Regions from separate parts of the Mus musculus genome. Here region 2 is linked to region 1. Evidence: chromatin loops called from intact Hi-C (ENCODE). Cell type or tissue: gastrocnemius. All regions are shown on one strand. Each heading gives the region's core, and the rest is flanking DNA. Links, peaks and the distances in the headings are about the cores only. Region 1 overlaps Ctr9 (CTR9 homolog, Paf1/RNA polymerase II complex component). Region 2 has its middle 33 kb from the start of Gm33098.

The links. Hi-C counts contacts between places; a loop is a spot of excess contacts. Peaks named below come from ENCODE experiments on the same cell type or tissue, not always from the same donor. Only the 100,000 strongest peaks of a DNase experiment are listed, where the experiment ranks them.
Region 2: it touches region 1 in a loop (6-fold over the local background); 19 of 42 quality-filtered maps call a loop at or near these places.

The regions. Positions count from the first base shown.
Region 1 is chr7:111,042,738-111,057,896 of GRCm38, forward strand. Ctr9 (CTR9 homolog, Paf1/RNA polymerase II complex component) reads left to right here. Exons shown (of 25, transcript NM_009431.2): 8 at 79-186; 9 at 289-525; 10 at 680-769; 11 at 877-1,005; 12 at 1,099-1,282; 13 at 2,640-2,728; 14 at 3,517-3,702; 15 at 3,779-3,866; 16 at 4,026-4,174; 17 at 6,527-6,643; 18 at 6,773-6,918; 19 at 7,697-7,768; 20 at 8,208-8,343; 21 at 8,713-8,859; 4 more. The coding sequence ends at 13,048. Among named protein-coding and RNA genes, the nearest start is that of Ctr9, 21 kb to the left of the region's middle. In gastrocnemius, for the core only: a CTCF peak has its summit at 7,087; a DNase peak (open chromatin) is centred at 7,102.
Region 2 is chr7:111,235,707-111,250,865 of GRCm38, forward strand. No RefSeq gene overlaps it. Among named protein-coding and RNA genes, the nearest start is that of Gm33098, 33 kb to the left of the region's middle. In gastrocnemius, for the core only: a CTCF peak has its summit at 6,046 (motif pointing left); DNase peaks (open chromatin) are centred at 6,043, 9,507 and 9,956; H3K4me3 peaks cover 592 bases; H3K27ac peaks cover 1,056 bases.

The sequences.
Region 1 (15,159 bases), core at 2,879-10,878:
TAGCTAAATGAAATGTTACCAATTACTAGTCAAGCAACCTTCTGACATCACTCAACTTTTTTCCGGTATCAAATTCAGGATTATAGTAAAGTGCAGCACCTGGCTCTCCACGCATTCCACAACACCGAGGTGGAGGCTATGCAAGCAGAAAGCTGTTACCAGCTGGCTCGGTCCTTCCATGTTCAGGTGAGACCATTGTCACCTTCCTAAGTAGTCCTTAACTTAGAGGGTTTCAGGCTTCTGGCCACTTTGACGTGTTGTTGGTCTTGTCTTATTCTCATTTCTCAGGAAGATTATGACCAAGCCTTTCAGTACTACTATCAAGCCACACAGTTTGCTTCATCTTCCTTTGTCCTACCATTTTTTGGTTTGGGACAAATGTATATTTATCGAGGTGACAAAGAGAATGCATCTCAGTGCTTTGAGAAAGTTTTGAAAGCTTATCCGAACAATTATGAAACTATGAAAATTCTTGGCTCTCTCTATGCTGCTTCAGAAGATCAGGAGAAACGAGACATAGCCAAGGTGTGTTCTAAGTCTTAGGTACCCTGAGACTCCAGCTGTGGCTAGCACAGCTGTGAGCAGTATATGGGGCTTCTTACGCAGCTTACGGTAGCCATGTTTAAGGTTGTCATTGCTTACTTTGACAGTGTTATTTTAATGATCTCATTTATCCCAGGGCCATTTGAAGAAGGTCACAGAACAGTATCCTGATGACGTGGAAGCTTGGATTGAGTTGGCCCAGATCTTAGAACAGACTGACATACAGGTATTAATGTCTGCTCTTTATATCCTAAATGATGTGTTTTAATAAGCTGGTGTAGGGTTTCTCTTTGATCTGTGAGTAAATCTTACTCTGTCTACGGTCAAATGCAGGGTGCCCTTTCAGCTTATGGAACAGCCACACGCATCCTGCAGGAGAAAGTGCAGGCCGATGTCCCTCCCGAGATTTTGAATAATGTTGGGGCCCTCCATTTTAGACTCGGAAACCTGGGGGAAGCAAAGGTAAAGAAACAAAACCTTCCTTTTTTCTATGCTTGACCAAGCTGCAGGCACTTGCTCAGCTGTATCCATAACAGTGCCTTTTCTTCCTCACAGAAATACTTCCTGGCCTCACTGGACCGCGCAAAGGCAGAGGCCGAGCATGATGAACACTACTACAATGCCATCTCTGTCACCACATCCTACAATTTAGCCAGGCTCTATGAGGCCATGTGTGAATTTCACGAAGCAGAGAAACTGTACAAAAACATTTTACGAGAGCATCCTAACTACGTTGATTGTAAGAATTTTAGGCTTTTTTGGGGGGGAGAGAATGAGAATGAGAGAGATTATTCCTAAGTTCCCATAATAACAGTAAAAACTTTTTAGGAACGAAAGTCTTTGTTAAAGATGCAGTCTGGAGTGGTAGCACTCTTCTGTCATCCTAGTACTCGAGAGGTAGATGCAGAATGGATCAAGAGTTCAAGGCCAGCCTCCCTACCTAGCAGGTTTGAGGTCACCCTGGCCGTGTATGAGGCCCTGTCTCAGAAACTGAAGTAAGGGGCTCAGGAGATGACTCAGCAGTTAAGGGCACTAGCCATTCTTCCAAAGGATCCAGGTTCAATTCCAGGCACCCACATAGCGGTTCACAACTGTTTGTAACTCCAGTTCTAAGGGACCTGACTCACTCACACAGACATACATACATGCAGGCAAAACACCAATACTCATTTTAAAAAAAAATGAAATAAAACTAACATTGCAGTTTCATTTACTTATGCTGGGAATTACAAGGATCAACAAGAGTCACTTGAGTTGTGCTCAGTAGCTGTGAGTCTGCTGCTGCCGGGCTGCTGCAGGCGAGCTTCACTAGTTAGTGGGCGTCATCTGCAAGCGCTCTTCCTTCACTAGAGGGTTTTGTTTTTGTTTGTTTGTTTTTTTCTTGAAACAATTATTACTAAAATGTCCTAGTTTGAGTTTTTACATCCAAGGCCCTGTAAATGATTGGCATTTCAAAACTAATGTGTGTTCTCTGTGGCAGTTTCTTCTCTCCTGGGCTTCACTCTCTGTAGTTTCATTTGCCTACACTCAGCTCTGCTCTCAAAATAGTAGATGAAAAAATTCTATACATAATTCCTAAATTTCAAATTGTGGACCGTCCTGCATGTGGTGCTGAGACCTCATGGCTCTCCACTCCAGCCAGCCCAGGATGTGCGTTGTCCCAGTACTGTCAGTTGCTGAGCAGTCATTTCAGAGAGCAGCTTGACTGTGGGGTACCAGAATTTGTGTGCAGTGATCCTTACAGTATTTTATAGTGATCCAGCCACATATCTTTAATCCCAGCACTCCAGAGGCAAAAGCATGGGGGTCTCTGAGCTCCAGGCCATCTTGGGCTACATAGTGAATCACAGGCCAGCCAAAGCTCAAGCATAGTAAGACCAGGGTCAAAATAGAAAAGAAAAAAAGAAAAAGAAAGAAAGAGCGACCTAGTGGTGCAGTTTTTCTTTCTCCTAGCTAGAGTGATGTGTCTCCATGTGTGGGGCTTTTCTCTTCTCTCTGAAAGTATTAACAAAATTCAGCTGTTCCAAATGTCAGACTTCAGTGTTAGGACCCGTTAGACATGAGATTGTGAAAATGAATTAAACGTGCACTTTCAGGCTATCTACGCCTAGGAGCCATGGCCAGAGATAAAGGAAACTTCTATGAAGCTTCAGACTGGTTTAAGGAAGCCCTTCAGATCAATCAGGTTAGTGGTATTGACTTGGTTTCAGAAATCTTCTTCTTTTACCTTTCAAAATCAGTCTGTCAGTTCAGTGGCTGTGATGTTTCCCGTAACCATGGCATCTCTGGGTTTAGTGGCTTGTTTTATCTTTGTCTCACTTGTTAAAGACTTTAAAGAGAATAATAGTTTGTATGATTAGTCATCTCATAATCAGAATCTTTTTTTTAAGTATATAAAACTATTTCCCTTCTATTTTTCTCTTCCTTGTCTGCCTCCTGTCTCCTGTACTCAGCCCGGTAGCCTGCTGAGAACAACTTCCAGAGTCAGTGTCTTAGCATTTGTAGGTTATCTGAGTTTCTGATCGTGGCTCACAGTAAGAAGGCTACACATTAAAAGACAGCTTTGCCGGGCGTGGTGGCACACGCCTTTAATCCCAGCACTTGGGAGGCAGAGGCAGACAAGATTTCTGAGTTCGAGGCCAGCCTGGTCTACAGATCGAGTTCCAGGACAGCCAGGACTACACAGAGAAACCCTGTCTCAAAAAACCAAAAAAAAAAAAGACAGCTTTACAAGTTGTTAGTTACTCTTCCTGGTGGGCAGCACAGTTATCATTTCCTTCCATTCTGTTGCACTATGTATGCTGATACAGGCACCACATTGATCTTGCAGTTTGCTAACAGGTCTCAATTCTCAGTCTGAAAGCCACCATTGTGGTTTAGCTTTAAACCTTTTCAGCTATTAGCCATTTTGGGAAAGATGACTGATTTTCTCAGATCCCAGATTGCAAAATTTACTTCTTTATATATACATAGGATCATCCGGATGCCTGGTCTTTGATTGGTAACCTCCATCTGGCAAAACAAGAATGGGGCCCAGGTCAGAAGAAGTTTGAGAGGATATTAAAACAGCCAGCCACACAGAGTGACACCTACTCTATGCTGGCCCTTGGCAATGTGTGGCTCCAGACTTTGCATCAGCCAACCCGAGACCGAGAAAAGGTAATCTCCTCTCTCCTTCAGCAGGATTAGTGTCCATATCCTTGTTGAATTTTTCAGTAATTCTTCTTTCCTCTAGGAAAAGCGCCATCAAGACCGTGCCCTGGCCATCTACAAACAAGTCCTCAGAAATGATGCCAAGAACCTGTATGCTGCCAATGGCATAGGTGACTAGAAGCCTTGGGACCAATAACAATTAGTGAAGTTAATACTTTCAGGGATGTCGGTAGATGAGGTTTTCCTGTTCAGTGCAGCATTTAGTATTGGACTTTGAGTTGTTAGAGCAACAGTCAGGCCTCTTACTGTCAGCCTTTGTGTAACTTTAGGAGCTGTCTTGGCCCACAAAGGATACTTCCGTGAAGCTCGTGATGTTTTCGCCCAAGTGAGAGAAGCAACAGCAGATATCAGTGATGTGTGGTTGAACCTAGCACACATCTACGTGGAGCAGAAGCAGTATATCAGCGCCGTTCAGATGGTAACGTCTTTGCTTCTCCGGATAGTTGCATGTAATGTGGAGCCATGGCTTCCTTAACCTTTCTGGTCCCATCATGGACTTTCATGTCATCTCTGATACTGTCTGCTCAGAAATTTATAAGCATGTAATGACAAAGCCAGGTAGCTATGAGCCGCAATTCCACGGATCCATGCCTCGGGCAGGGCAGATCCTCTGACTGACTTTGCTATCTCTAAAGTGGAAGTCTCTTAACCTCAGAGAGTTTTGAGCGGATCCACTATCAGAAGAACTGGGCACTAACCTGTAGAACAAATATCCGCTAAATGGAAGGTTCGGTATTTATTCCCTCAGTTTCTGAAGTGAACCGTGTTTCAGAACTGTTAAGTGATGAAGTTGTTCATGTCGAGTCTCTCCTTAGTGGCTGACCTTGACCTTGACCCTGTGTTAAAGTGTCTTCCCACATCAGCCTCCCAAGTAGCTAGGATTACAGTCAGACGGCAGCCCTGCTTTACTTGCCTTATCTTAGAATTTTACTTTTCCTTCTATGTGTGTGTTGTATGAAAGCACGCCATGTGGATTAGGATGCCTCAGGAGGCCAACGAAGGCTTTATTCTGCTGGAGCTGGAGCTCGGGCTATTGTGAATCACCTGAGCACAGGTGCAGGGAGCCAAGCTTAAGTCCTTTAAGAGCAGGAAGTGTTCTTCATCACTGAACTATCTATCCTGCCCCACTGTTTATCTTTTAAGATAAAAGAAATAGAAAATGAAAAAAAAAGACAAAAATGGAAACAAGGGTTGTATCTGTAGATTTTGTAAGTTTCTCATGTTTGCTGAGTACTTCAGTGTAAGGAAAAGTATACTCGATGTTTTCAGGACATTAAGAAAACAAAGCTCAGCCGGGAAAAAAAAAAAAGAAAACAAAGCTCAGCCGGGCGTGGTGGCGCACACCTTTAATTCCAGCACTTGGGAGGCAGGCAGATTTCTGAGTTCAAGGCCAGCCTGGTCCACAAAGTGAGTTCAGGACAGCCAGGGCTACACAGAGACAGAGAAACCCTGTCTTGAAAAACCAAAAAAAAAAAAAAAAAAAAAAGATAACAAAGCTCTTGGTGTCTGTGAGTAGAGTACCGTCAGAGCAAAAGAGGCTTCTGAACAAAGAGGACAAGAGTAGTTAGTCCAGGCTTCAGGCTTCACGTACTAAACTGATCAGAGGGATTTGCAGAGCTCAGAGAGCACAACCCAGAGCTTGTGTTCTTAGAGACAAGCCATCCCAATCTGCAGAACCTTAGCACTGCCTTCTAGAATGCAAATTAGCCATTAGAGATAGTCCAGAAAATTACCTTGTCAGTTACCTATAACAGGATGTGTATATGCTTGTGGTCAAAAATGTTGTTTATATAAAAATTAACTCTGGGGGTTAGGGAGATGACACTATGTGTAGAAGTGCTTGCTGCATAGTCATGAGGACTAAGTTCAGATTCCTAGTACCCATGAAAAATATGTTCATTTTCTTAGTGCTGTCAGAAGTGGAGACAGGAGAATCACTGGGATAGCAAAACAGGCCATGAGGGTGGAGGGGTGGCAAGCTCCAGGTGAGAAATCCTGACCATGAGATAGGGCAGCCAGTGACAGCAAGACATATCAAGACATCTGACATCTTCTTCTGGCCCCTGTATCCACCCCTCCCTTCACACACGTGAGATACAGATCTCAGACACACACTAGAGTAAAGAGGTGAAATGAACTCAGATGTTCATTTGCAGGTTGACCAACATACTAGCTGAAGTGTGAGACTTGTATGCTCATTGACACAGATCCCAGAGGAAGATGTTAAGAGTGTGTCACCCAGAGGGCCCAGGTGTGACTTGTCATGGTGGCCATGATGAATTGATTCTGGATTGTGTCCTAAAGATAGGAGAAAGGGGTTTCCCAGCTAAGGTTGAGGCAGGCAGGCAGGCTTAAATCTCTTTACCTTTTACTCAGCACTGGTCCAAATTCCAAGTGGAAAAAGTATTTTGATCCTAGTTTTTCTGTGAACAGATTTTTATGTTGTAAATACGTAAACTGACTAATGTCAGAAGTCAACTCCAGATTAGTCTCTGAAATTAGCCAAATTGGAGTGTCTTTTCAGAGCTTTAAAACTGCTTTGAAATGCAGACACAGCATGAGAATACCTCCCTGCTGTGTTCTGTTGTCGTTTGTTTATTTTTGAGACAGAGTTTCTCTGTGTACTGGCTGTCCTGGAACTTGACCTGTAGAGCAGCCTGGCTGGAACTCAGAGATTGGCTTGCCTCTGCCTCCCGAGTGCTGGGATTAAGGGAACTCGGCAACACTGCCCGGCTCTGCTGTGTTTCTAACCAGCATTTCCTTTCTGTAGTATGAGAACTGCCTCAGAAAGTTCTATAAGCACCAAAACACTGAGGTTGTGCTCTACCTGGCCCGCGCCCTCTTCAAGTGCGGCAAGCTGCAGGAGTGCAAGCAGACTCTGCTGAAGGTAACAGGACTGCATCCGCCCCCGCCCCCGCCCCACCCCCCAAATGGCTGCCTGGCTTTTACTTGTTTACTGAATGCTTTTGGTGGCATTCAGTCATAAGAAGCTACCTGCATTGCTTTCTGTTTACAGGCCAGACACGTGGCACCCAGTGACACAGTTCTGATGTTTAATGTGGCCTTGGTCTTGCAAAGATTAGCTACCTCTGTCCTGAAAGATGAAAAAAGTAATCTGAAGGAAGTCCTTAATGCTGTGAAAGAGCTGGAGCTCGCACACAGGTGAGAGCTCTGAGGAAAGGGGCTTTACAGTGGTTTGTTGCCTTAAAACTGCCTCAGGAGATTAAAAAAAAAGATTTTCCTCAAAAGAAAAATAATAATAATAACCATTAGGGGAAAGCAAGCATTAGAGGTCTAGCTAGCAGTTTAGTTTAAGGTCAAAGCACACAGTTGCCATGTGGTGGCGCCATACTCCAGGCAGAGTCCAGGCAAGTCAGCCTTGAAGCCTGATTCCTAGAGCTGCCTGGCTGGCTGTGGGCTCTCGGGGATTTTCATTCACCTCTCAGCAGTCCGAGCCAGTGTTTTACACTTGTGAGCTGTTTCGTCTCCACTTGTGTTGGTTTCATGTTCTGTTCCAGTGTGTCTTTATGGGATGTTGATTTTCATCAAGCTAGGATTAAAGATCTTATCACTTACTGCTTAACAGATTTATTCAGCTCAGTTCAAATGTGTTTAACCTTATAGGACTTAGCAGTTCAGTGTGTGGTAGATGAAAGCTCCCATCTCTGATGATCAGCTGTGCTATTGTTCATCTCTGTTAATGTTTCTTGCCTCATCTGGTGAAGAGTAAGTGCTCTCGTGACTTCTGCCCCACCCACCGTGCTGACACAGTTAGTTAGAAAGTTTAATGTTTACTACCTGTTGCTATGGTTATTTCTTAGTTTACTGACAGTATTAACTATATTTTACCTTTCTTGATGAACTTCTGTTTATTAAACAGGGCCTTAATATGAGGATTGAGTGAAATATCTTTTATCTTCTATCTTCTTCTTCCATTTAGGTACTTCAGTTACTTGAGCAAAGTTGGAGATAAAATGAGATTTGATTTGGCCCTTGCTGCCTCTGAAGCCAGGTAATGCCCTATTCACAGAAGGTGGCTTGGGGGTGGGGAGCGGGGGACGGGGAGTAGGCACGTTGGGTGTGGATTAGGAGAGTGTGACCATAACAAAGTGGTCCTGGCCTTCTCGGGGCCACTTATTCCCTCACCCACAACACCTTTTCAGATTTCAGGAAATTGATGTAGTCTTCTTAGGTTGTTGGAAAGTGCTTTCTCTTTCTGTTGTCTTTTTGAGGCATGGTCTTGCTCTGAAGCTAGACTAGAACCAGGATCCTCCTCTCATGCTACAAGCACAGGCCTGAGCCACCACACAGCTAAGAAATACGTGGCTGCTTTTCTCACGTTATGTCCATGAATCAAGACAGGAATTCTGAGTTGGGGAACTTGGAACAGTGACTTTAAGGAAAGCAGGTGCTCTTAACTGGATATTATGTCTTTGCATCTGAAATATTAGGCAGTGCTCTGACTTACTGAGCCAGGCCCAGTACCATGTGGCCCGGGCACGCAAGCAGGATGAGGAAGAACGGGAGCTGCGGGCCAAGCAGGAGCAGGAAAAGGAGCTCTTAAGACAGAAGCTTCTCAAAGAGCAGGTGCGTCTACACTGAGCTCAGGAGGGCGGGTGCCTCTGTGTGGGAGGAGCTAGCCCTCTGTCTTCTCTACACTTGTTTAGTTCTCTCTTCTTTCCTTTCCTTTCCTTTCCTTTCCTTTCCTTTCCTTTCCTTTCCTTTCCTTTCCTTTTCTTTTCTTTTCTTTATGATTTTTTCGAGACAGGGTTTCTCTGTATAGCTCTAGTTGTCCTGGAACTCACTCTGTAGACCAGGCAGGCCTCAAACTCAGAAATCCGCCTGCCTCTGCCTCCCAAGTGCTGGGATTAAAGGCATGTGCCACCACTGCCTGGCTGTTTGGTTTATTATAAGAACATTTTGATCAATTCCCATATATCCCCTTCCCCCCATTAGGAAGAGAAACGTCTCAGAGAAAAGGAAGAACAAAAGAAACTTTTGGAACAGCGTGCCCAGTATGTGGAGAAGACCAAAAATATCCTTATGTTCACTGGCGAGACTGAAGCAACAAAGGAGAAGAAAAGAGGTGGAGGTGGAGGGCGGGTAAGATCTGACCCACTGTCTGCAGCCACCTCAGAGGCTGCCTTTGAGCTTTCTAAAACGAAGAGCTTAGTTTAATTGGCTCCGTACTTACTTCTTAACCTTGACTTCCTCTACCAAGGGGTAGTCTTCTAACACAGATCGCAGTGTCCGGTGTGGGCAGTGGTCCCTGCTTTTGTGGTGGGTGTGATGCTTTGGGTGAACATGGGCTCAACACACGTACTCTGCAGCTCTTACACTGCCGACTTGAGCAAGCCAGGTAGTCCCTGCTCCCATGGGAGTGTGACTTACAGGGTTTACAATGAGCATTCGGGAGAACTGGACTTTGAATCATGGTCTTCTCCCAAGCTGAGGCATCTGGTTTGACGTTTGGAATGTGATGCAGGGTAGCTGCAGAGACCATACCTCCCTCCCAGTCAGCTCCATGGTCATGGGGGTAAACAACCAACACCTTTCTGCATTCCCAGAGCTAGGGTGGGCTAAATGCCTTTTAATTGAAGGTGTGCTTGCCTTGTGCTGACTTCTCAGGAAGTTGATGACATCTCATGTCAAGTGCAGAAAGTGTGGGCCTAGCCAAGCCCCTCTTCCACATGACTTAGTAAAAGCTCTTCACTTGTCAGAGACCCGCAAGAGCGCTCTCCGGCCTCCTGCGCCCTAGCTGTGCTCTCTCTGCCTGGAAGTGCTGATGTGGTCTCCTTGGGTCCATAGCGTTCCAAGAAAGGAGGCGAGTTTGATGAATTTGTCAACGATGACACCGACGATGACCTCCCTGTATCCAAAAAGAAGAAGAGAAGGAAGGGCAGTGGCAGTGAACAGGAAGGCGAAGAAGAGGAAGGTGGAGAGAGGAAGAAGAAGAGGAGGAGAAGGTAGTGTCCTCATTACTGTTTAAGCATCTACAAAGGCGAGAGACCTTTTGCTTTGTTTATAAATGCTTTGCTTTATTTATAATCTTCCCAAATTGCCTCCCTGCTTTAGCTTGTTTCAGAATCTCGAGCATTTAATTTACATGTGTCTCTAGGTTAGTCCCTGAAACAGCTGATAGTCACAGTGTCCTTTTGTTTCTTGAATTAGGGTTTATGTATCCCATACCAGCCTTGAATTTACTGTGTATCCCAGGTTGGCCTTAAACTCACAGAGATCTACTTGTCTCTGCCTCCAGAGCTCTGGGATTATTGGTGTGCAACACCATTTGCAGTTTTCTTTTCTTATAATGTATTTTGGACACAGATGTGAATTGAGCAGCCTGGGTGGCAGCTTCATTGACTGCATGTGCAGTACTGGCCGTCACTGAGCCATTCCTCTCTGGAATGTGAGTGATGGATGTGAAAGTGCCCTTTCACCACCCAGTGCCATCTGTCGCACGCTCTCCTGCCTAGGAGTCTTCTTTCGGCAATTTTCTCAGACCCGTCCTTCCTGTGCCTTCCTATCCTTGAGAAAGAACCTATTGATCCATTCAGATCATCACTTGTGTAGCTGTAATGAGGATCTTGGTAGCAGCTGAGAGGAAGGAAAAGTAGGGGAAAGATTTGGAGATCCAAAACATAGGTTCCTCACTCAGGCACTGAACCTTGTGCAGATGGCAGTGTAGATGGAAGAGGGAGCCGCATGGTGACAGGGTAATGGCAGCTGTCACGCAGACCAGTCCCTGCAGACTGTAGAGCCTGTGCCCTTGAGTGCATAGTATAGCTGAGTATCAGTGTCCATACAGAATGGCACTACTGTGATGGCAGTGTAGCCTTAGACCCGGCAGCTACCAACCTCCTGACAGCCTCTCATTCACTATTCAAGACCTCCAAAGGGAGAAGAGGGATCTGAGGAGGAGGAGACAGAAAATGGCCCCAAACCAAAGAAGCGCCGCCCACCGAGAGCAGAGAAAAAGAAGGCTGTGAGTTCTAGAGCTGATTTCAGCTCTGTGTGTGTGTGTGTGTGTATGTATGTATGTGTGTGTGTGTATATGTGTATGTGTGTATGCTGTGTGTGTGTGTGTGTGTGTATGTGTGTATGTATGTGTGTGTGTATGTGTATGTGTGTATGCTGTCTGTCTGTCTGTCTGTCTCTGTCTGACAGAGTGCCACAGTACACTCTTCTGCAGCTTCTTCTAGCACAAATGCTTGCTTTCATTGGTGGCTGTTGATTCTGTTACTATAATAAAACGTAGCTAGTAAGATGTCCCAATAATAAGAGAAGCCCAACTAATGGGTTTTGCTTGACATTCTCTAGCCCAAGCCAGAACGCCTGCCTCCTTCAATGAAGGGAAAAATAAAATCCAAAGCCATTATATCATCAAGTGATGATTCTTCAGATGAGGATAAACTGAAAATTGCTGATGAAGGGTAAGAACCCCCCCCACACACACACACCTTGGTAAATTTTAATGGTAAATAAGTCCCAGTTTGATAGGGGGCAGGAATCCCAGGGTAAATTCTAACTGTGGGAAGCTACAGTAGCTGCTAACCAGCCAGCTGGACCCTCTTCTGTGTCTTTGTCTTTAGAGGAAAAACAGAACTGGAGAGCAGATGACTGGCAGTGGTCAGTGTGCTGTCCTCGCCAGCTTCAGGCTGGCCTTGTACTCTATGCCTAGCTGTCTTGTAGCGAGGAGAAACCACGACACATATCAGCTTAGCTGATATCCTAGATGGCACACTCATCCCTAAGCAAGTGTCATCTGCTGCCCAGCACTGACAGGCCAGCAACTGCTAGGACTGGCCTGGACCTGGCCTTGTGGAGATGAGGAACTTAGTGACCATTTCTTCCCCTGCTGGAGACACACCTCTGCCTTCCTTGGTGGACTTAGCTTACCCACCCTCAGCTCATAGCCTTGATGACGTGACTCCTGACTGCGCTTGCATGTGTGTTTCCCTCTTTTAGATCGGGACACAAGGAGCCTTTCTTTAGTATGTAGGACGCTTTCCCTTCTCCCTAACCTTCCCAGTCTGAGTCCTGTTGGAATGTGTCATGGAAACCAGAACTGCTCAGCATAAGTCTGAGGCAGCCTCTCTCAGCGCTTCTGACATATTGAAGCAGGAGGCCAATATCACAGCTGCTGCTATCTCCCTTTCCCTGACACGTCAACCAACAGTGAAGGAAGCTGGGAAGAAAAGTTAGTAGCCTAAGGCCCCTTACTTAGCCCTGGCTTCCTGTCTGATAACCTTGTCCTTGTGAAGACCTGGGGCCTTCACAAACCTGAGAACAGCACTGAGGTCACTCTTCTTCAGGTGTCTGTTGACATGGATGTTTTAGGACAGAAGTGTTCTGCTGTTCCAGTCTTAGGACTTCTGAGTCTCAGCCACCATCAGGGAGCCCATATTTTACTTGTTTTGTTTTGTTTTGTTTTGTTTTTCGAGACAGGGTTTCTCTGTATAGCCCTGGCTGTCCTGAAACTCACTTTGTAGACCAGGCTGGCCCCGAACTCAGAAATGTACCTGTCTCCGCCTCCCAAGTGCTGGGATTAAAGGCATGCGCCACCACTGCCCAGACACATTTTAGCTTTGTGCCTAGGATTCCCCATTCTGACCTTCTGAGTTTGAAATTGAAAAATGCCTGCTAAACAGAACCTAACACTCACTGCTCATGTGCAGACTGGCTGCCGGTCACTGTGTGCTCCCTCATTGTTGATCTCAGTTTACAATGAAGTGTCCGCATTTACAGAATAGGACACAAAACAAGTACCACAGGCCCCAGCTCCTGTGTAACGCACAAAGGCTGACCCAGAACAGAAAGTGCATTTGGCTGTCCTAGTGTCTCATCCTCACCTCTCTCTTCCAGACATCCCAGGAATAGCAACAGCGATTCTGATGACGACGAGAGGCCCAACAGACGCGCCTCATCTGAGAGCGACTCAGATGACAACCAGAACAAGTCTGGCAGCGAGGCAGGCAGCCCTCGGAGGTCGGGTAGACAGGAGTCGGATGAGGATTCCGACAGTGACCAGCCGTCCAGAAAGAGAAGGCGCTCCGGCTCTGAGCAGTCGGACAATGAGTCTGTGCAGTCAGGGAGAAGCCCCTCCGGAGCTTCTGAGAACGAGAACGATTCTCGCCCGGCTTCTCCAAGTGCAGAATCGGACCACGAATCAGAGCAGGGCTCTGACAACGAGGGCTCTGGCCAAGGCTCTGGAAATGAATCAGAACCAGAGGGCTCAAACAACGAGGCCTCAGACCGAGGCTCAGAACATGGGTCAGATGATAGCGACTAGGTTTATTTCATCAAAGACTCCATGGGTTGGGAGGAGCTTTATAATATATAAAAGCTGTGATAAGAAACCTTTCAGGTGGTTAGTCACTTGTAAACTTTTTCTTAAGGCAATTTTTTTTCTACTTGTATATTTACTAACTTCCAAGAGACATTTCCTGTGCTGGAGAGTCCAGTGTCCCAAGCTGGAGCAGTGAGACTCCTGCATTGTGGTGCAGCTCCACCTGCCATATGTGAAAACTGCAGTGATAACACAGATGCTAAAGCATTCCCAAGGCTTGCAAGCCAGGCTAGCCCCTCCCCTCTCCTCTCCTCTCCTCTCCTCTCCTCTCCTCTCCTCTCCGGTAGGCAGCATGCTGCTATGTACAAACTTGTACCAAATGTTGCAGAAGCAGAGATAAAAGCCTTTGTTCCCTTTTGAGTTGAGACTGAGTTTTATCTCCAGAGGAAGAGATGTCCCTGTACTGAACTCTGTTGGAAGGGGTTGCAGCCATGAGCAGAGTGCAAACACGGGAGGGTAAGGTGTGGAAAGTGCTTTCCTGGTGTCAGAGTGGGAAGACCTCCCCAGTCACTTAATAAACCCTTTACCAACCATGCGAGTGCCTGTGTGTCCTCTTTTTTTTTTTCTTTTGGCTCAATAACATATATTTAAATATATTAAGCAAAACATTGGGAAGCTATCCAAACCAAAGGCAGTTTCATCAAGGCTTTTGTAATTCATGGCAGATTTCTGGAGGCTTTTTTTTTTTTTAAATATACTAGAAGGCTACAGTTTTGTTTATTTTATGTATATGAGTACACTGTAGCTTTCTTCAGACACACCAGAAGAGGACATCAGATTCCATTACAGATGGTTTGAGCCACCATGTAGTTGCTGGGAATTGAACTCAGAACTTCTGGAACAGCAATCAGTGCTCTTAACCACTGAGCCATCTCTCCAGCCCAGCTATGGATTTTTGTTGTTTTTGTTTTTTTTTTTTTTTTTTTTTTTTTTTTTGAGGCAAGGTCTCTACATAGTCCTGGCTGCTCTGGAACTCAGTATGAAGATTAGGCTGGCCTTGAACTCACAAAGATCTGCCTTTCATGTCCTGAGATTAAAGGCATGTGCCACACCGATTTTTAATAAGTAATTATTTTTGTAACCATTATAAAAAGTCTGTGGCAAGTCGGGCAGTGGTGGTGCACGCCTTTAATCCCAGCACTTGGGAGGCAGAGGCAGGTGGATCTCTGAGTTTGAGGCCAGCCTGGTCTACAGAGTGAGTTCCAGGACAGCCAGGGCTATGCAGAGAAACCCTGTCTACAAACAAAAGTCTTTAGTAATCAAGTATTATTAAGTTACCTTAAAACAGTGAACTGAGGATGCAGAGATAAATTGCCCCCTTCCAAAACACTCCGTGAATACAAGTTTGTCCCTATGGAGTGAAGTGGAATGTAGTGAGTGTCTGCAGACTGGGGACACCAAGGAGAAAGCAGACCAGACAAATTTCCTCAAACAGGAGACTCCAAGGTGCTGGGCAGCCCTGCTTCCTGGAGGACCTCTGAGGTGCTGCAGAGGCAAGGCCAGTGACTAAGGGAGCCAGTGACTCCTGGGAACCTCAGAAGCCTGAGATTTGGGTCTGCTGGGTGGGTTCAGGTCACACAGCTAATTCTATGAATTGTATGTGAGGAGGCAGGGTTCTCAGCACTTCTGTCTGCACTTTCCAGAACACTAATACTGCTCAGACCTGTCCCCAAGTGACAAGAACCCATTCCCTTTACTACAGGTGATAATAGCTCTGGGAAAGCCAGAGGTAACATGTGAAGTGTGGTTTCTGTTAAGGTCAGGTTCAGTACTCTTGGTTATTCCATTTAGAATAAAACTGGGATTCTAGGATGTTCCTTGCTCTAGGAGACTCCATTGTGTAAACAACTTTTTAAAAAATGTATGTGAGCCTGTGTGTACATAGGGGTACCACATGCATACAGATGCCTTCGAAGGCCAGAGGAGGACATGGAGCCTCTGAACTGGAGTTGGAGGTTGTGAGCTACCTGGTGTGAGTGCAGGAAACTAAGTTACAGTCTTCTGGAAAAGCAGCAAATACTTAGAAATGCTGAGCCGTTTCTCCCGTTCTTTAC
Region 2 (15,159 bases), core at 3,009-11,008, 190 kb after region 1:
GGCTTTCAAAAACCTCAAAACCCTCTCCCAGTGACATACTTCCTCCAACAAGGCCACACCTCCTGATCCTTCTTTAAACAGTCCACCAATTGGGAATCAAACATTCAAATATGGTCCTATAGGGGCTATTGTCATTCAAACCACACTGCACTCCCTGGCCCCCAAAGGATTTTAGCCATATCATGATACAAAAGACATTTAGTCCAACTTCAAAAGTCCCCATAGTTCTTCACAGTGTCAACACTATTTAAAAGTCTAAGGTCTCTTTTGAAGACCCAAGGCAATTTCTTAACTATAATCCCCTGTAAAACCACAAACTAAATCACACAATTCCAACACATAATGGCACAAAATATATATGGCCATATCAAAAGGAAGGAATGGGAGCGAAGGGGGAAACCCGGAGCCAAAGCCAGACCACCATACCTGCTTGAATTACAGTCACATAGCCTTTGACTCGTTGGTTTCCTTTGCTACATACGCTTTGCTTTTCACAAATTGGAACCTTAGCTGAATGGGATCTTGCTCTAAGATCACCCCTTCCTTTATTCCATTTAGCAACTGACTCTTTTCTTTTTTAAATGCTTACCTCTTTTAGCACAAGATTAAATTTCCATTGTAAATCTGTACAAGAGTGATCGCTAATGACCACATGGCACAATCAATACTAGGTTCTCCTGAAACGTCCTCTGCCAATGACATTGATCCAAAACTCTTCAATTTAGACTCCTGCAGACTTTTTGGACAAGGGCAGAACTCAGTTACATTCTTTGTCAAAGTATCACAAGCATGGTCTCTTGCCCAATTGCTAATGTTGTTCCCCTCGGAAACCTCTTGTGGTAGACCTCTACAGTCCACATTCCTCTCAACACTACTGTCTTCCAAACTCCCACTATAATGTCTATTAAGCCCCACTTACACACTCAACTGATTTCCAATCCAAAGTCCCAAAGTCCATATTCTGCCAACAAGCAATATTGGCAGACCTGTTAAACACCCCACTCCCGGTACCAACTCTTCTTTCTTAGTTACTATTCTACTACTGTGAAGAGATACCATGACCAATTCAACTTGTAAGAGAAGGCATTTAGTTGGGGGCTTTGTTTACAGTTTTAGAGGGTCAGTCCATCCTCATAGGAGAGAATATGGTGCTGGAGCTGCTAGCTTACATTCTGACATGCAGGCAGGAGGCAGAGAGGGAGACACTGGGCCTGGCATGGGTTTTTGAAACCTCAAAGCCCACCAGCTGGGATATACCTTTTCCAACAAGGCCATGCCTCTTAATCCTTCCTACATAGTCCACCAGCTGGGAACCAAACATTCAAATATATGAACCTAAATGGGCCGTGTAAGCCTCTGCACATGTCTGTGAGGGACCTTCTACAGTTGGTTAACTGAGATAGGAAAACCTACTCTGAACATGGAGGAAACCATTCTATGGGACAGGGGCCTTAACTGTGCAAAAGGGAGGAGAATAGTCCCAGCATGCATCTGTCTCTGCCTACTGATGGAGGCAGGATGCTTCCTGCACTGCTGTCATACCTTCCCCACTGCAGTGGTCTGTATCCCCATGTATGGTAAGCAGAAAGGAACCTTCCCTTTAAGTTGCCTCTTGTCAGATATTTTGTCTCAGCCACAGAAAGCAGGGACTGGAGAGATGGCTTGATGGTTAAGAATAGATACTCACCTTGCAGAGGACCCACCCAAATTTGAGTCCCAGCCTCCATGGCAGGTAGCCCACAACTGCCTGTAACTCCAGTGCTGCATGGGCACCAGCATGCATGTGCATAGACCCAGACATAGATATATAGACATATAGACATATACATAATTAAAAATGGCAAAAATAATCCTGAAAAAGAAAAGTCACTAAGGGAGCAAGCTGCAAAGACTGTGAAGCTGATGCTACTTGTCTCAGCCAGGATCCTGTCAGTAAACTGTAAGTTTGCTAATATTATGAATCATAATGTAAATATTTGATATGCAGGATATCTGATATGGGACCCCTAAAGGGGTCTTGACCCATAGCTTGAGAACTACTGCTCTAAAAGGATGCTAGCTTGTGCTATGTTGACATGAACCTAGCAAGCACACCTAAGGAAGAGTACTGGTGGGGCCTAGCTGCTGTAGACTGAAATGAAAGCAGAGGAAACAGTTACTGAGATCTGGAGCTAGAGAGGACTGTAACGGGGGAGAGACAGCCTGGGACTGCGACCATTAGTGGAGTTGCGTAGTCAGCCTGCTGCGATCCCACACAGAGGAAACGAGGGAAATAAATAACATGCTCCCAGTTTCCTCCCTCTCCCCATTTCCTGTTGATTGTCTTCATTGGCCAAATACTCGAGGAAGCAGAAGGCGAGGGAGCCTGTTGATTAGTTCGTATGACTCGGCCCCTAGAGCCACAGTTGCAATGAGTGTAGAGAGTGCTCATGGGAAGGGTGAATAGAAGATAGTTAATCATGCCCATGCCCTTTGAGCAGCTGTTCCCATTAGAGAACATGCCAGAAAAATGTGTGCACAAGGATATGCACAAGACTGAGATATTTATTATTGCACTGTGAATAAGAGTTGAGAAAAATAGAAACAACCCAAATGCCCTTCATTTAGTTGTTTCCTAACTGTATGGTGTGAACTGTTGTTTATTTTTTAATTTTAATTCTTTATTCACTTTATATCCTAGTCACAGCCCCTTTCCTCCTCTTTTCCTAGTCCCACCCTTACAAATACCCCCCTCCCTCCTCCCCTTCTCTGAGGGGACCACCCCACTCTGGCACATCTAGTTCCAGCAGAACTAGGCACATCCTCTCCCACTGAGGCCCAACCAGGCAGTGCAAGTAGGGAAAGGGGATCCAATGGCAGGCAACAGAGACTGAGACAGCCCCTGCTCCAATTGTTAAGGGACCTACATGAAGACAAAGCTACACATTTGCTACAAATGTGCAGGGGGGGGTATGGGAAATTGTGGTTTATTTATAAAATTCTACGAAACAATTAAAATGAATTAATTAGATGCCCATGTAGCTATATCTACAGCTCTCAACTCTGAGTAAAAAAAAAATCACAAAAAATATAAATGATGAGATAACACATAAATTTTGTATAAGCCTGTTACCTACACTTGTAACAATGTAACAAAAGTGTGACTATAAAGAAGATATTACAATTGAGAGTGATCATCAAGGAGAGGAAGGGTTAGTGCTATCTTAGCTTTATTTGCATCTTTTCTTTTCTTTTCTTTTCTTTTCTTTTCTTTTCTTTTCTTTTCTTTTCTTTTCTTTTCTCTCTCTCTCTCTCTCTCTCTCTCTTTCTTTCTTTCTTTCTTTCTTTCTTTCTTCATTTCTCTCTCTCTCTCTCTGGTTGACAAATATGATATAATTCTAGCATCCATTCAGTCTCAATCCTGGGCACATAGGAAAAGTACTGACACTAGTTTTACTTTACATCTGAAATATCCCATAATTAAAAAAAAAAAAAACTAAAACAAAGCCAGCACTGTGGCTGCTTGTTTGATGAGGAGGTATGGAGGCTTGAATGAGAAATGTCCCCCAGAGGTTTGCATTTGAACACGTGGTCCCCACTTGGTGGTGCTGTTTGTGGAGTTTCCGGTGGTACAGCCTTGCTGGAGGAAGTGTGTCACTGGGGGAGGGACTTGCTTGCCATTAAAGGGGTAAGCTCTCAGCTTCTTGCGGCTACTGGATGCCCGTGAACCTTGATGGACTCTTACCCTTTGGAACTGTGAGCCAAAATAAACATTTCCCTCTATACATTGTCTTGGCCATGGTGTTTTATTCCAGCAACAGAAAAGAAACCAACACAGGAGAGACCAGGGAAGGCACTGTAGGTGAAAGCACAGATTTTTGGGTTCTGAAAGGTATGTAGGAGCTCTCCAGGCTGCTTTAGGGAAGGGCATTTCTGGCCTTAGAATAGAGTTATGCTAAAGCTTGGAGACATATCTGGGGAATTGTATTTTGTTTGATAAGAGGAGAAAGAACAGAGAGGTGGCTCCAGAATGCTTTCCCAGAATATCCAAGTTCCCTGATGCAGGGGACCTTTGGCAGCATCCCATGGTACAGCGCAGAAAAACCAAAGCTTTAGAGACATGTGTGGTATTGGATTTGAATATCAATCCTATCCCTTGGGTTTTCTGTGGTTTTCTAGGTCTCTCCCAGCTGTAATCTTCCTGTCATTGAAATGGGTGTAAAAGAATCTTCCTCATGGAAATAGGGATGAAAGGAAGGGTCCACAAGAGTGTCCGGCCGGTATTTAGTACATATGGTCACTTGAGAATGGTATTGCTTTTCTTTGGTTTTTCGAGACCAGGTCTCTCAAACTCACAAAGATCAGCCTTCTTCTGCCTCCTGAGTGCTGGAATTAAAAGTGTGCACCATCACCTGGCTACTGCTCTTCTAATAAAGCTGCCTCGAGGACTCTGTGTGTGCAGACATACATAAATACAGGTTGTTATATAATGAAGGACCTTCCTGGGGCTGGAGAGATGGCTCAGCAGTCAAACGCATAGGCTGTTCCTCCAGAGGACCTAAGTTAGGTTTACAACATCACATTGGGTGGCTCACATGTCTGTAACTTTAGCCCCAAGGGATCTTTTGCCCTCTCAGTCACCTGGACATATGGCATACACTTTTCCACCACTACACATACACCTAAGTAAAATTAAAAATCTACTAAAATAAGCTCCCTCCCAACTATGGTCCAGTACTTCCCCCTAAGCAGTAAAATGACTGTAATGGGCAGTAAATGAGCATAAACACAAACTGAGACCAAACAGCTCTACCGCGAACAGCCAGGCGCTTTAGGAAAAGCACACCCCATCCATTTTATTAGCTGCAGAATTGGAAGCATTAAGACTTCTCTCCAAGGCTTGGTAGGAGGGTCAAATGAGGATAATAAATCTAAAGTGCTTGGCAGCATTCCTTGGTCTCCAACCTATTTTTGTTATGTAGCGTTGCTGTTTGGCATGAGGCCCCGTACGAATGTTCGAGGTTATTATTTTATCAGGTGAAACTTGTGGGTCTGGAGGTTAATGGCTATTTCAGATTTAGGCGCATCTCCCCTTTTCTGCTGACTCTCCGTTGTTGAGAATGGATTTCCAAAGAATGCCTTTATTCCCTGTATTGTCTAGGGAGCAATAGTCTTTTCCTGCTTGTATAACAACTGGGCAAAGCCTGAAGCACCCTCCAGGGTCAACGTAATGCTTTAGTGTTGTCTGTTATAGCAATACTTTCTGTTACACATATTTAGTGTGTGTGTGCGCACACACACACACACACACTCACACACACACACACACACTCACACACACACACACACTCACACACACACACACACTCACACACACACACATTCACACACACACACACTCACACACACACACACTCACACACACACACTCACACACACACTCACACACACACACTCACACACACACACACACTCACACTCACACACACACACTCACACACTCACACACACACACACTCACACACACACACACACACACACTCACACACACACACACACACACACACACACACACACACTCACACACACACACATTACTGTGTGTATGAAGAGGTCAGAGGACACATCTTCCGGAGGAGTTGACATTATTTGGTTCTCTCTTTCCATCTGAGGATCTAACTCAGCTCATCTGACGACAACTATGTTTACATGCTGGGCCATTTTCTTGAGTCTCCCTATGCAGCTCACCTTGTCCTGGAGCTCACTATGTAGACTAAACTAGCTTTGAACTTACAGAGAGCCTCCTGCCTCTGTCTTCTAAGTCCTGGGACTAAAGGTATCTGCCCAGGACTGGATGCTGAGCCATCTTGCTGGCTCTTGATCATAACTTGATGTCCTGGGGGAAAGTATTTTTTTTTTGAAATGGTGAGAAATGTGATTGAACATGACATATGGACGGTGTGTTGTGAAAATTATGTTAGCTGTTAATATGTAAACTAGCTAAAACAGCTCGAGATGTGAGAAATTCTGAAGAAACCATAAATTAAGAAACTTAGGGGCGCCATCTTGTGGAGAGTCCTCCCGTAAAGCAACATATTGGAGAATGTTCTTCTCCAGAACTTTCTTCTTTTTAAAAAGCCAGGGAGAATCCATCATGTGTCCATCCATCTAACCACCCATCCAAATATGCATCCATCCATGTATCCAGTCCATTCATCTAACCACCCACCACCCACCTACTCACCTGTCATTCGCTCGCCCACCCATCCATCCGTCACTTCCCCATTCTCTCATCTACCTATCAGTTCATCCATTCACACAGTAATTCATCTACGCATTCATCCCTTCTCAGAGCATTTATTGTATACTTTCTATGCTTTGGTAGGGACTCTGTGAAAGGAGCCCGCAGAGGGCAATTGTGGGTGTCGAGGAATCTTACTGGAAGGAATCGTACTGTTTTTTGCTGAGATGGAGCAGACAGGTAGAGACAGCTTCCTGATATAAACGGCACCTAACTTGAGATCTGGAGGAAAGAAAGAATGTGATATTTCAGCAGGGACATCTTCTGTGTTCATTACCTCTTACTCCATTAGGTGAGAGAAGAGGACTCCAGACTCCTGACTGGGCTACTTTCCTGTGTACCACACACATGGTTGTTCCTCTACATCCCACCTTGAGGACTGAGGGTGTCTCACAGGCAGTGGTCAGAGCGGTGAAAGGACACTGAAAATTAAATAATAATAAAAAACTAGAGAGAGCTGTGAAGTGAAGCCTGTGATGTGGGTAGACTCCCTTACATGAGACTCATGCTACCTATTAATATGAGAGAGTATTAATAGTTGGCATTATGGTGAGTTTTTCATTTAGTGGAATTTGTGATTGTCAAATCGGCAGAGCTGTGTTAGTGTGGGCCGATGGCCAAGGTCTGGAAATGGCCTCTTTATGTGTGGATAGATACGTAATAGTATTCTTCCTTGGCGATTTTCCTCCATTACCTGTTCCAGACTGTTGCTTGACAAATGTGTTACAGTAAAAGTGTCCAGCAGCAAACCAGTTAAATGGGCCAGCATTTGACCCACATCCACAGGATGGATGGCCTTTTACCAGTCGCTTTATCCTCTGGCCCCTCGGCCGTCATCCGGAATTAACGCTGAGCAGAGCTGATGGTTGACCTAGCAAAGCTTACAGCGGCTTCAGCAGGCTACAGCAGAGGTGTGAGTGCTGTTTAGCTCAGCGCTGTTGTCACCGTGACGCAGCCTCTCTTGCCTTCCCCTGCAGGCCTGTTACCCCTGGCATCAGCCTTGTATTGTGTTTGCAGTATGACTGAGCAGTAGCTCATATCTTCATAGCACTGAGAATAAATGATAGATCAGAGGACCATGAGCTTAACAAAGCCGGGGAGAATGCATCTTCTTGTGGACTTGGGAAATACTCATGCATTTAATACGGGAACCTTGTGCTTTTTTGAAAATCTCCTTGGTATTTTTGACCATATCATATATGTATAGAGTGAATTTTAGTGATTCTCGCCCCTACTCCTTCCTCTTACCCACTCCCCTATCTTAAAGGAGCCCTTCTTCCCAAGTGTCCCTCCTACCTTCATGCCTTTTTGTTTGTGACCCATTGAGTTTAATTAGGGTTGCTTGCTAACCTAGAGCATAGCTGGCGGGTTAATGACTAGGGCAAAGCTCTGCTGCTGGGCATAGACTCTTGGGGAGGTGGGACTTGTTCAGGGGTCCCCTAGCCTGCAATGAGGCTGGGGCCATGGGGTTCTCAGACTCTTGGACACTCAGGAGCATCGAGGAGTAGTGGAAGAGTAAAGAATGGAGCCAGGGCTTGCGGGCTGGGGACAGCACCTAGTCTGGGGCTGGGGGAAAGGGCAGCTCTGGCTTGTCCCAGCAGTGATTTTCCTTAGCTTGGCAGAGTCAGGCTTGGTGGCAGTTGTGGCTGGGAGTGCAGAGAGGCCTTCTATGGGTGAACCAAGCTGCTGATCTGTAGTCAAAAGCCTTCTTCATGGCTCCCCACAGTGAATCTTTATGAAAGAGACTGTCCATGGTTCTAAACAGTTTATTGGTTGTTCATGGCAGAAACTGGATGCATAATGTACCATACCCACTTTTTAGGGTAGACCTGAGATTAAATACCTTTTGCAGGGAGGAATGCCTGGAAAGGAAGCTTATTGGCTAAGCCCTCTGGGCCTCTATGTACCTCATTAGCATGGTGAACCCTGTTTTGGGCCATTGTGACCATAGGTCACATTTCTTTTATGTGAGGAGCATGGCACATGTTCCAAGTCAGGAGTCTGGCAGGGAGCTGGGAGTCGCCTAAGCCCCAGGTGTGTGCCCAGGTCTCAACCTGCTCTACCTTACCAAACTTCCTGGCATGGTTTTACATCTCACAGGGATCAAGAAACCTGGAGAGGAGCCATTCTCATGGCTGGATCTAACTCATTAGATCTGGTGATGATGTAGCTCTGCTTTGCCTTGTCCAGACAAACTCTCATCTTCAGGGACTTACCATGGGAGCTTCCAGAATTCTGTTCTATTTCTGGATAGGATAGCTAACATGGTCAGATGAATCGTTTCCCTTTTAAGCTGTTGGCTCTTTAAGCACTTATCAGGGAAAATGGATGATGGACAAAAGAGGTCATGGAATAAAAAAGAAGCTGAGGATGGAACTCACTGTTGGTAGAGTGCTTGCTGAGCTGGCTTCAGCTGGAGAGATGGCTCAGTGGTTAAGAGTACTGACTGCTCTTCCAAAGGTCCTGAGTTCAAATACCAGCAACCACCTGGTGGCTCACAACTATCCATAATGAGATCTGATGCCCTCTTCTGGGGTATCTGAAGACAACTACAGTGTACTTACATGTGAAAATAAATAAATCTTTAAATAAAAAAAGGAATCCCCGACTTCAAACCTCAGTGTGCCATAAGTCAGGTCTGAGGCTGCATACCTGCAATCCCAGCAGTTGTTAGACAGAGGCGGGAAGATAAGAGGTTCAACGTCATCCATGGCTCTGTAGCAACTTTGAATCTAGCCTTGTCTCCATAATGATAAAAAAGAAAGCAGTTAGTTCACATTAGAAAGTATGCTAGCCACACCCACTGACCAATAGGTGACAAACTCCACTGTTACAGGAACTGATGGTGTCACGTTCACAAAGCTGTAATGCTTCAAGCCTAAATGATGGAACGGATAGAGCACAGTAGAGGGGAAACACTGACAAATTTGTTTGTTATTACAATTAAGTTAGATACATGCAGATATTAAAGCAACTATAATCTCCTTAAAACTAAAACAAATATACACATGGAAGTACAAACACCACCACAGACATTACACTGAGATAAACTTTATAAATGTATAAAATTTTTTAAAATCCATAGAGTCAATAAAATTCAGGTTAATCTTTGTTTAACACAACAGTGACGTTTGCTAAAGCCAAGTCTTTGAGTGCTGTGGAGACCGAGGCTGAAGCAAAGACACGTGATTTGGCTGTGATTTGCTGAACATGGAGAGTGCCACACAGTGACTCAGCGCATTGGTCATTTTCCTCTACTTTGAGCTGCTGCAGGGCACTGTGAGGCCATTTGTCCTTCCCTTGGTGGTGAACACACTGTGGGGAAAGTTCATCTCATTTATTCTGCATTACTACTTAGCTGTGGCAGTTACAACAGAGTTCTATTGGGCCCCAGTGTTGTTGTAAGCAAGCCCGAAGAGCCATCAGCTCAGAGGACTAGAGCTAACGGCAGGTGGACACTGATTATACCTCCTCCAACAATTCACATCCCACACGTGGAATAGAAATTCTGTGTCCAAGTCAGTCATGCAGTTGGTCCAGAAGATAATTGTATTGATTCGATTTAGAATTTCATTAAAATAAAAACACAAATGAAAAAAGAACTCTGTCAGAAGCTCGCAAGGTGGTGCCAGGGAGATGGCTCATCGGGCGAAAGCTCTTGGCACAGAAGCAAGAGGAACTGAGTTTGAATATTTGGAATCTGTATAAAAAGCCAGGCATGACTGTACAAGTGTCTGTAATCCCGGCGCTTCGGTGGGGAAATGAAATCAGGAGACAGGAGAATCCCTAGGCTAGCAGGCTGAAGCACACAACATAAAAAAACAACAAAGAGATCTTGCCTCACTAATAAGGTAGTCACCGGAGTCTGACACCCAAGGTTGTCCTCTGACTGCCTGTATTCACACAGACATGCCTGTATGCATGTCTGTATTCACACATACAAAGTGCAGGTATATGCACATGCCCACATTCACATATTGTATACAAACACATGTACCACATACAAAGATAAGTTAAAAAAAACCATGTTTATGAATTAAGAGAGGAGGTCTACATGCCCCAGTCTGAGAGATGTGGGCGTGAAGGGCTGTTGACGTAGCTGCCTGCTTGCTATGGGGTAGGGGGTGGAGGTGACAGGCAAACTGTTGGAGAATGGCTGGCCAGTTCCTCCTCCTTCTCAAAGTTGACTTATTCTCAGACTTACTGGGGAAACTTAGGCAACTCAAATACTCATTTGACTTCTGATATTCAGCTATTGTCTTGCCATAGCTTTAAGTTGTCACATCTTTCTTATGGCAACGGTTGGCTGCCATGCTGAGGGCTAGCCACAGGCTGAGGTCTCATGTAGGGGAATCAGGTAACATTTTGTCCAGATAGATTGGAAACCCTAGTCTGAAACTTGTGCTATTTGTTTTTTTTTTTTGATTACATGTGTGTTTATAGCCAGAGGAACTTCAGATATTTCTGGCTCAGGAGAAGTGCATAGATTTTTCAGTAACAAAGGATCTTTTTGGAGTAAGGAAGGAACTGTGACCAGGAAACTGTCCAAAGAAGCCTCAGGAACCTGTATTCCTGCTTGCCATTGACAGGCCGATGAAAAGAACTTTATTTCTCTGTGATTGGCAGTGGTACTGCCTGAATCCAAGGACACATTCTTGTTGTCAATAATATCTTATTGTGGCCTCCGAATCCCTTGGGGTCCAGTGTGACATAGCCACAGCTCTCTGTGGAGGCATTTTTCTGAGGTGGCATCCCTGAACTCAACCTCAAAGTCTTGGTGACGGGCTAGCTCACTTGCATATCACACTTTGCCATCTTTGGCCAGTTTGTCAACAGCTCTTCCAACTCAAGGTGGAGTTTCTCTCAATTCCTAGGTGCAGTCCTCCATAGCCCTGCCAGCTTCAAGAGTCCAAGTACCAAACCCCAGTGGGTACTTCATCTGAGCCCTGCCCCAGGGCTGCTCTCAACCTTGTGCATGTCATAATTGACCCATCTACCTCCACTCCCTAAAGATTTTATTTTTAAATTATGTGTACATGCGACTGACTCTGTGTGAGTATGTGCACATGAGTGCAGGTGCTCTCAGAAGCCAGAAGGGGGCATCACATCCCTTGGAGCTTGAGTTTCAGGTGATTGCGAGCCATTTGAGATAGGCTTTGGGAAATGAACTTGAGTCCTTTGGAAGAGAAATGTGTGCTCTTAACTTCTGACCCATCTTTCCAGCCCCTCTACTCGTACTCTTGAGCCTATTCATTACATTTTCATAATTTCAAGTATATTTTAGGATCAAGAGTGATGTAAATGAACAAATGTGAGCATATATATAGTAATAGCAGGGTGTGTACAGAATTAGAAATCAGCTGTGCAATTAAACAGCCCAGGGGCTTAACTCTGTCTTGTCATTTAGTAGCTCCATGACCTCAGACAAATTATTACATTTCTCAAAGATATTGTTATCTGCAAAATACAGACCATAATAATATCTACTTCATAATCTCTTGATGGGATCATTCTGTCTGACACATGCTTGATGTTCAACAAATGGTAATTTAGTTGGCATGCTATGAATATACCTGTTATAAGGCATAGCAAAACCACCAAGTCAAATGGCTTATAATATTCCTAGGAGCTAAAAAAGCCAGCTATGGTGGCACATGTGCTTGGAATCCCAGAAAAGGGATGGAAACCAACAGACCCCTGGGTTGACAAGCATAATCTACTGGGCAAGTTCCAGGCTACTGAGAGACCCTATCTAAAAAGAAGGAAAAGTGGGGGCTTGAGAGAGGGCTCACTGGTTAGACCATGCTTAATGCTTTTGCAGATGACCTACATTTAGTTCCTAGCACCAACACCAGGCAGTTCACACCTACCTGTAACTCTGGCTCCTGTACTTTATTTTGGCCTCCATGAGCATCCACACACATATGGCATTTGCTACAGACACAGGCACATTCATGTTAAAAGAAAAGTGGCCAGTGCTTGAGGAATGATATTTGGAGTCGACTTCTGCCTTGTACGTGCACACATGTGTGGGGACACTCCCTCACCCCAGCACAGTTGTCCCCATGTCCAGTGAAGACTTACTTTGGTTCTGGTTTGAGAGTTCTTGGTTGTTGGTCCTTTCACATTGAGCCTATAACTCAGACAGAACACCAGAACAGCATGGCTGGGGCTGTAACTAGCAGAGCTGCTCATAACTTGATGGGCAGGAAGCAAAGAGATGGGGAAGGACCAAGTCCTAAGATCAGTTAAGAGTGGACTCTAGAGGCTCTGCCAGTGCCTCACAAATACAGAAGTGGATGCTCACAGCCATCCATTGGATGGAGCACAGGGTCCCCAATGAAGGAGCTAGAGAAAGTACCCAAGGAGCTGAAGGGATTTGCAGTCCCATAGGAGGAACAACAATATGAACTAACCAGTACAACCAGAGCTCCCTGGGATTAAACCACCAACCAAAGAGTACACATGGTAGGACTCATGGCTCTAGCTGCATATGTAGCAGAGGATGGCCTAGTTGGTCATCAATGGGAGGAGAGGACCTTGGTCCTGTGAAGGTTCTATGCCCCAATATAGGAGAATGCCAGGGCCAGGAAGGGGGAGTGGGTGGGTTGGTGAGCGGGGGTGGGGGGGGTGGGGGTGGAGGTGGGGATGGATAGAGGATTTTTGGAGGGGAAACCAGGAAAGGGAACAACATTTGAAATGTAAATAAAGTAAATATCTAAAAAAAAAAAAAGAGTGGACTCTAGAGAGGTCATCTCCTCTTATAGGTTCCATCACCTCCCACTAGTACTACAGATTGATGACCAAGCCATGCCATTAGCACATGGCTTTTTTTGGAGGGCGCACATTTAAGATTCAAGTCACAGCATGTGATTACTCTAGAACTTGCATTCCAAAACCAGGCAGTGCCTCAACAAACTGAGACAGGAGGGTGGCAGGTTCAGTTTTTTTTTTTTATCTTTCATAGCAATGGTGACAGACAGCAAGGTGAGGTCAGAGAGACACCAGGCCACCTTTCCTTCCCTACATCTGCAGTGTGCTCTCCAAGCAGAATCCACACATCATTCTATCCTTTGCCTTCTCCTTTCTGAGTCAGTACATAAATAGATGACTTCTGGAGCTTCAGGGAAGCCCAGATCCACACATTAGGCAGGAAGTTATGTGCTTTCTTTCCCGGATAACTGTCCATAATGCATTCAAGCCCAGAAAGAAAGGATGTCAGAATTTGTTCAAAATCCATCAATCGGACCATTTTCTCAATGACAAACAGATGGCTCCTTTGAGTTATTCAGAGGGAGAACATTCTTTTCCTTTTGTTCATCTCAGTTTTTATGGTTTAAAAGAATTAGTGTTTAATCCCAATTCTAAAATTGTTAATTAGTTTGTATTTGCCTCACTAAATCTGTTAAATAGATTTTTATCGCTTCAGCTCTGTCTCCCTGGCAGCATCTGGTGTCAAGTTTGCAGAAATAATGTGGGTCTGAAAGAAAAAAAAAATCCAAACCCAAACCCAGAGGTTAAACCATCAGGATGACAGATGTGACAGCATTAAAGAGAAATACATCACCCTAAAGCCTTTATTCCCATATATTTTGGGATCAACCTAAACAAGAACCACCATTCTCTGTTCCATTTCACTCCCCAGGAGCGCTGTGGCCCAGGTCCTGTTTGATTTATGTATGCTGTTAGACACTGATGAGGGCTGCCAGGGAGCCCTCAGCCCTTCCCAGATACAGGCTTGGCAAAAGCAGGAGGATATTTCTGTTACCCTCTTACCCCAACCCTTATCCTCCACGTTCAATTCAATGATCTGTAAGAACTAAGCCATGCAGGCAAAGCTCGCCAACAGGCAGGGGGCAGCAGAGAGCAGCGCAGCTAATGGAAGGCAGTGTCCAAGTAACAGCTTTGTGCCCAAACCACTGTGTTGCAACATAATCAAAGATAGCTCATAATCTGGGCTCAGAGGTTAACAGCCTGTCTTAGATACTCCCCCCGCCCAGAGGATTTGAGTTTGGTTTCTGTGATAGTTTGTATATGCTCAGCCCAGGGAGTGGCACTATTAGGAGGTATGGCCTTGTTGAAGTAGGTATGTCACTGTAGGAGAGGATTTTAAGACTATCATCCTAGCTGCCTGGAAGCAAGTTGTCCACTAGCAGCCTTCAGATGAAGATGTAGAACTCTCAGCTCCTCCTGCACCATGCCTGCCTGGATGCTGCCATGCTCCCACCTTGATGATAATGGACTAAATCTTTGAACCTGTAAGCCAGCCCCAATTAAATGTTGTCCTTATAAGAGTTGCCTTGGTCATGGTGTCTGTTCACAGCAGTAAAACCCTGACTAAGGCAGTGCCCAGCATCCATATCAGGCTCCAGGATAAGGATTCAGTGCCTCCCTCACCCCCACAATTAAAAACAATAGTTGGTGATTTAATTCTAAGAATGAGAGTAACAAACAAAAGCTGCCCGGTAGCCAGTTTCTCTGTGGTAGACACAGAACTGTTCACAAATCCCCAGAACCTGTTACCTCGCATGGCAGAGGGCTTTAAAGGTGTAATTTAGTTAAACATGGGAGATGCAGAGGCCCTAAATACAACCAGGAATTTCTTTAGAAGAGAGAGCAGAGGGAGATGAGAAGATGGAAGAGAAGGCAACAAGATGTTGGAAGCAGTTTGACACAAAGTGAAGATGAAAGAAGAAGCCACAAGTCAAGACATACGTACATGGATGCTAGAAGCTGAAAACAATTGTTCTCCCTAGAGTCAGAGAGTACTGCTAGCCTTTGACTTTAGCCTAATTAAACAAAACTTTCATTATTGACTACCAGAACTGACGGAGAATACAGTTTTATATCACACTGCTTTGTCATAGCAGCCATCAGGA